Regions from separate parts of the Homo sapiens genome. Here region 1 is linked to region 2. The links are chromatin contacts, found by Hi-C in ENCODE. All regions are on one chromosome and are shown on one strand. The core of a region is the stretch at or near the end of the contact, and the rest is flanking DNA. Distances in the headings are between cores, read along the strand shown. Region 1 holds the start of CLPP (caseinolytic mitochondrial matrix peptidase proteolytic subunit). Region 2 overlaps STAP2 (signal transducing adaptor family member 2).

The links. Hi-C counts contacts between places; a loop is a spot of excess contacts on that map. Pooled maps may share reads with other maps.
Region 1: a loop to region 2 is called in a pooled map, with 7 times the contacts of the local background. The contact joins the promoter of CLPP here to the enhancer-like site in region 2. A Hi-C loop is called at or near these places in 2 of 37 single-sample maps with no recorded cell type and 5 of 50 pooled maps.

The regions. Positions count from the first base shown.
Region 1 is chr19:6,359,783-6,362,992 of GRCh38, forward strand. It overlaps CLPP (caseinolytic mitochondrial matrix peptidase proteolytic subunit), which reads left to right and starts at 1,749. Exons shown (of 6, transcript NM_006012.4): 1 at 1,749-1,990; 2 at 2,087-2,158; 3 at 2,664-2,760. The coding sequence starts at 1,793. It also overlaps a transcript of ACER1 not described here. RefSeq lists a silencer at 1,996-2,225 and an enhancer at 2,424-3,210.
Region 2 is chr19:4,326,074-4,329,238 of GRCh38, forward strand. It overlaps STAP2 (signal transducing adaptor family member 2), which reads right to left. Exons shown (of 13, transcript NM_001013841.2): 6 at 2,602-2,736; 7 at 1,243-1,312; 8 at 1,051-1,153; 9 at 869-934. Among named protein-coding and RNA genes, the nearest start is that of STAP2, 11 kb to the right of the region's middle. RefSeq lists an enhancer at 456-1,437 and a silencer at 2,407-2,656. Within about 2 kb of position 1,603, at least 7 of the 41 ENCODE cell types and tissues checked have a DNase peak (open chromatin) inside an H3K27ac peak, as active enhancers do.

The DNA.
Region 1 (3,210 bases), core at 499-2,998, 2.0 Mb after region 2:
ACCCTTTCTGAGGACTTTCTGCACAAACCTAGGAGGTAGGTTATCATTATCCCCACTCTGCAGATGCCTCCAAAGCCCTCTACCTACCTCCTTTATCACCTCTTCATCTCTTGGTTCAATGTGTATTTAATGAGCACCTACTGTGTGTCAGGCACTATTCTAGACTTTGGGGATGAAGCAGTGGGCACCTCTTAGATAGTGACATTGAACTGAATGATGAAAAAGAATCTGGCTTGAGAAGGTGTGGCAAAAAAGAGAAGTCCCAACATTACCAGCAATCTTCCTACTTCCACCATTTTGCCCATTCTTTTTCCTCTGCTGGAAATGCCTTTCCCCAGCTAACAAACTCCTACTTATCCTGCAAAGCCCAATTCCAATACCTGCTTCTCCTAGGAATGCTTTCCGGTCTGATCTCCAGGAAGAATCCACAACACCCTTCTCTGGGCTCCCACAATCTACTCCACAGGTGGCCAAAAAATGAATGAGGAGGTCTCAGTAGAAGTCGGCCACACCAGGCTGGAAGCTCTTCAAGGCCAAGACCCAGGCTAAGTCCTCTCTGGGACCCCTCTTCCAAGATGAGCTGTGGGAACACTGCAGCTTTTTTTTTTTTTTTTGAGACGGTGTCTGGCTCTGTCGCCCAGGCTGGAGTGCAGAGGCGCCATCTCAGCTCACTGCAAGCTCCACCTCCCAGGTTCACACCATTTTCCTGCCTCAGTCTCCTGAGTAGCTGGGACTACAGGTGCCCGTCACCTCGCCCGGCTAATTTTTTGTATTTTTAGTAGAGACGCGGTTTCACCGTGTTAGCCAGGATGGTTTCGATCTCCTGACCTCGTGATCCGCCCACCTCAGCCTCCCAAAGTGCTAAGATTACAGGCGTGAGCCACTGTGCCCGGCCCTGCAGCTATTTTTAAAATAAGGAATAAGTGGGGTGTGGTGGCTCATGCCTGTAGTCCCAGCACTTTGGGAGGCAAAGGTGGGAGGATCACTTGAGGCCAGGAGTTTGAGACCAGCCTGGGCGACATAGTAAGACCCCATCTCTAATACATATATATATATATTTGCCAGATGTGGTAGCACACAACTGTAGTCCCAGCTACTCTGGAGAGCAAGGTGGGAGGGAGGGTTGCTTGGGCCCAGAAATTTGAGGCCACATTGAGCTAGGATGGCGCCACTGCACTCCAGCCTGGGCCACAGAGTGAGATTCTGTCTCAAAAAAATAAAAATAAATAAAGCAGAAACAGTAGAAAACGAAGACGAGGCCGGGCGCGGTGGCTCACGCCTGTAATCCCAGTACTTTGGGAGGCCGAGGTGGGAAGATCACGAGGTCAGGAGTTCAAGACCAGCCTGGCCAAGGTGAAACCCATCTCTACTAAAAATAACAAAATTAACCGGGTGCAGTGGTGTGCATCTGTAATCCCAGCTACTGGGGCAGCTGAGCCAGGAGAATGGCTTGAACCCAGAAGGCAGAGGTTGCAGTGACCCAACATCGTGCCACCGCACTCCAGCCTGGGTGACAGAGCAAGACTCCGTCTCAAAAAAAAAAAAAAAAGAAGACGAATTGGTCGGTAAGGGGACTCGAACTGGAGACTCTAAAACTTCTCCAGCCCTGCCCACTCAATTTACTTCATTGGCTCCTCCCTTTCAGGCTCCGTCCCTATCCCCGCCTCACCCTTAATGGCGCCCGCCCAGACTCCTGGAAGTGAGCGGCCTAGCGAGCGAGCTCCCAGGCGCAAAGCACGCCGGAAGCTGTAGTTCCGCCATCGGACGGAAGCCGACCGGGGCGTGCGGAGGGATGTGGCCCGGAATATTGGTAGGGGGGGCCCGGGTGGCGTCATGCAGGTACCCCGCGCTGGGGCCTCGCCTCGCCGCTCACTTTCCAGCGCAGCGGCCGCCGCAGCGGACACTCCAGAACGGCCTGGCCCTGCAGCGGTGCCTGCACGCGACGGCGACCCGGGCTCTCCCGCTCATTCCCATCGTGGTGGAGCAGACGGTACGGCGGCCGGGCGGGGACACGGTTCGGGGGCTCCGGGCTGGGTGGGGATCGGCTGGCTGCCCCGGCCCCTCACCTCCATCTTTCTACCCCCAGGGTCGCGGCGAGCGCGCCTATGACATCTACTCGCGGCTGCTGCGGGAGCGCATCGTGTGCGTCATGGGCCCGGTGAGCGCCCCGCGCCGGGACCCTCCCCAGGACTCTCCCAAGCGCCTGCCGACACTCCCTGCGCCCCTCCTTCCCTGGCCCCAGACTTTCCCTCAGGCTCCGCTCCCCTTCTAACCCCCTTCCCTCCCCTTCTGACTCCCCTCCTGGCTCCCGGTCCCCCAACCCGCTCCTCACCCCTTCTCTGCTCCTCGGCTCTTAATCTCCGACTTCCTTCCTGACACCTGGCACCGCTCCCCTCATTCCTACGCTCAAGACTCTCCCCAGCCATTCTCACCCCTTCCTTTCCTGTGTCCCTAGCCCCCTGACTCCCCCCTTCCTGTGCTCCAAACCCCCTGGGTCCTCTCCACTACTCTCTCCCCATCCCCTTCTGGGGCCTAAATTCTTCCCCATCCCTTTTACTTTGGGCTCTGGTCCCCCTTCCTGGTTCCCTGACCCATCCCCAGCCTCCCTTAAAACTCTCTCCCCACCCCGAATCTGGGGACACCCCTGCCCTCTCCACCTGCAGATCGATGACAGCGTTGCCAGCCTTGTTATCGCACAGCTCCTCTTCCTGCAATCCGAGAGCAACAAGAAGCCCATCCACATGTACATCAACAGCCCTGGTGAGCAGGGTCTTTCCTGGGTGCCAGGGGCACTCGTCAGGGCACACGGGTGACTCAGGGGACCAGAATCCCGGGTCAGGGATGTTCTCTCTCTGGGAAAGGGTGCAGAGCGTCAGAGTTCCAGAAGTGGCTTTAAACCACCAAAAGGTGCCTGTTGCTGGCTTTTGAGCCTCGGTTCACAAGTCAGGATGTGGCCTCTTTGATCCTGCACATACTGTTCTGCCAACCTGACCCGGCTGACATTTAAAAATTGGTAGATTTTAGGCCGGGCACAGTGGCTCACACCGGTAATCCCAACACTTTGGGAGGCTGAGGCGGGCGGATTGCTCGAGCTCAGGAGTTCAAGACCAGCCTGGGTAACGTAGTGAGACCCCATCTCTACAAAAAAAGTACAAAGATTAGCCGGGCAATGTGGCGTGTGCCTGTAGTCCCAGCAACTCGGAAGGCTGA
Region 2 (3,165 bases), core at 353-2,852:
TGTGACTGCACGCCTGCTGAGGTGGCTGCTTTAGTCCTTGTCTACATGAGTGCGTTTTGCCCGTGTATCTACACGTGTCCGAGTTTGTGCCGGTGCACGGACGTATCTGCATTTATGTGTACACATGTGATTGTGGCATGACACAGGTGTATCTGTGCTACATAGCATTTGTATGTGACTGGAATTGGGGCACACGTGTATTTATGCATGTGTGATCTGTTGTGCCCGCACAAGTGTGTGTCACCTTCTGGCTAGGCAGGTGGCCACAGTTGCATGGATCATGCATGTGTAATGTGTGTGTGGATGTGGCACTTGGGGGTCCTTGCATACGCCCAGACCAGGGAAGACCAGACAACCCACGCTACATTCCTTTCTAGTGTGTTCTCTGCCTCCTCTTCCCACTCCATAAACAGGACCGATTTCCACCTCTTTCCCAACACCCACCCGGATTCTCGGTCCCTGTGGGGCTACTGCTTGTCCGGGTGTACCCTCTGACCCCTCAATGCCCATTTCTACCTAAGGAGATCCTTTGGGACCATCTGCAAAGACCCACTCTTCTGGGAAGCTTTCCCTGCTCTGCCCCCATCTTCTCCCGAACTCTAGGCGCCTCCCCCGAGCCCAGGTTTTTCCTCCACCCCAAATTCAACCCTACAGGATGAGAGTGTCTGTGTTTAGCTCTGTCCCAAGCTGGGACCCCCGCCCCCTCCCCCACACACACACCCTGACGGCAGGGTCTGAGTCATTTCTGTCCCTGCAACTTTGGGAACATCAGATGCAGGAGGTGCAGCCACCAAACTGACTGAGGGGGCGTGGCTGAATGCGGGGTCCTCGATCCCTCCCACCTCGGCCCGCGGGAAGGGGGCGTCACCTGGGCCCGGAGCGGAGGGCGCCACCCACACATTCTCGCCATTCTCCTTATCGGCTTCCACGTAGCCTGGAACAGAGAGGGCGGCCTGGAGGAAGCGCGGCGGCCAGGGGCGGCCCGGTCCGTCCGAGCGGGGGCGGGAGAGGTGAGCACTGGGCCCCCGAACTCCCCGAAGGGGCACCCACCTAGCACCTTCTCGTAGTCCTCGTCTAACAGGAATGGCACCAGCGCCTTTTTGGTATGCGACACGAAATAGTTGACCACGGCGTCCAGGGAGGTGCAAGAGAACTGGGGGCAGATGGGGGAGCGGTCAGGCTGCTGGAGAAGGGACGCGGACCCCACAAAGTCACTTCTAGGGACTCTGGCCCAACGCTCACCGGCTGTTCCACATCGATCACGTACTTGGGGCCCTCCCGCTTCACCTTGTAATGCCGGACCACGTGCGTCCTGCACCAGGAGAAAGCGAGTGAGTGGCTCAGCCCAGGCTCCCACACCGCCCCTCAGGGAAGGCCCCGCCCCAACTCCAGGCTCCGCCTCCAATAGAAACAGGTCCATACTGGCTCCGCCCCCACAGAAGGCCCCGCCACTGACTGGTTCCACCCCATAAAGGACCTAAGCCCCGTTGACCTCCCGGAGCACTGACTGCCCGATCCCAGCACTGCTCCCAGCGGGGACCAGGCCCGACCGACCCACCCCCACAGAAGACCCCACCTCTAGTCTTGGCACCACCTCCAGCGAGGGACCAGGCCAGACTGACAACACCCTAGGAAAGGTCCGCCCCTAATTCTGGCACCGCGCCTAGGGAGAACCAGGCCCTAAAGACCCCGCCCCAGGTAGGCCCCGCCCCCTGTAATGGCTCCACCCCCAGGCACCGACTCTACCTTCTACATCGCCTTGCCCAACCCTGGACTGGGCTTGAGAATTTGGCATAAGGCTCTGACTTCGCCCCCAGGGCTGGCTCCGCCTCCATAGCCCTACTCAACTTCCAAAAAGGATCACGGCCATGACTCCCCCCCGTAGATCCTGACGCTGCCCAAAGAGCCCATTCCCATCCCTGGATTTGACTTCATCCCCTCCAGTGGCCCAGACCTGGCCCCTGCGTACCTGACGTTCCGGAGGGGCCGATCCTAACCTAGGAGTCTGACTCCACCTACAGGGAGTCCCAGCTCCTAACCCAAGACCTGGCTCTTCCTGCAAAGGAGTCGGCCTGGGCTCTACCTTCTTCCCTAGGCATTAACCCCATACCTGGGGCAAGGCCAGCCTCAGGATCCCACGACCCCGGAGCTCTGATCCCGCCCCCAGCCCTCCCTGCCCAGCTCTGACTCCGCCCCCATGCTCCCCTGCCTAGCATTGACTCCACCCCTCCCCCAGCCCGCCCACCCCAGCTCTGACTCCGCCCCAACACGCCCAGCGTAGCTCTGATTCCGCCACCAGTGTACTCTGCTCAGCTCTGACTCCACCCGCCCCAGCTCGCCCAGCCCAGCTCTGACTCCTCCCCCAATCCGCCCAGCCCAGCTCTGACTCCTCCCCCAATCCGCCCACCTCAGCTCTGACTCCTCCCCCAATCCGCCCAGCTCAGCTCTGACTCCGTCCCCAGACGCCCGTCTCGGCTCTGGCTCCGTCCCCTGGCCTACCCACTAGCGGGTCGGACTCCGCCCCTGCTTCTGACCACGCCCCCGCGCCCACCCTCTTCCCACCCTCCTCCCACCCAGGGCTCTCCAGACGCGCATGCGCACCCGTTGTGCATCTGCCGCGTGGTGACCGACACGCCGTCGGCGCCGTCCCCGCTGGGCCGCAGCAGCAGGTTCCCGCACTCGGGGTAGCGCTCCAGGAGCAGTTGTGCCTCCAGCCGGCTCACCTTCAGGAAGCACCTGTGGCGGGCCGCGTCACCCACTCGGGACCCCGGAGACCAAGTCCGCTCTTCTGCACGTAAACCCTGCCTCCTCTGAGACCCAGCCCCATCCCCATCCCCTAGGCCCAGGAGACCCTGCCCTGCTCTCCAGACCCAGGCCCCTCCCACGGAGACCCAGTCCGGCCTTCCAGGCTCCTAGTTTTTGTGGGGTTTTTTGTTTTTTTTTTGAGACAGGGTTTCGCTCTTGTTGCCCAGGCTGGAGTGCAATGGCGCTATCTCGGCTCACCGCAACCTCCGCCTCCCGGGTTCAAGCGATTCCCCTTCCTCACAGGCCCGGCTAATTTTTGTATTTTTAGTAGAGACGGGATTTCTCCATGTTGGTCAGGCTGGTCTCAAACTCCCTACCTCAGGTGATCCGCCCGCCTCGGCTTCCCAAGGTGCTGGGATT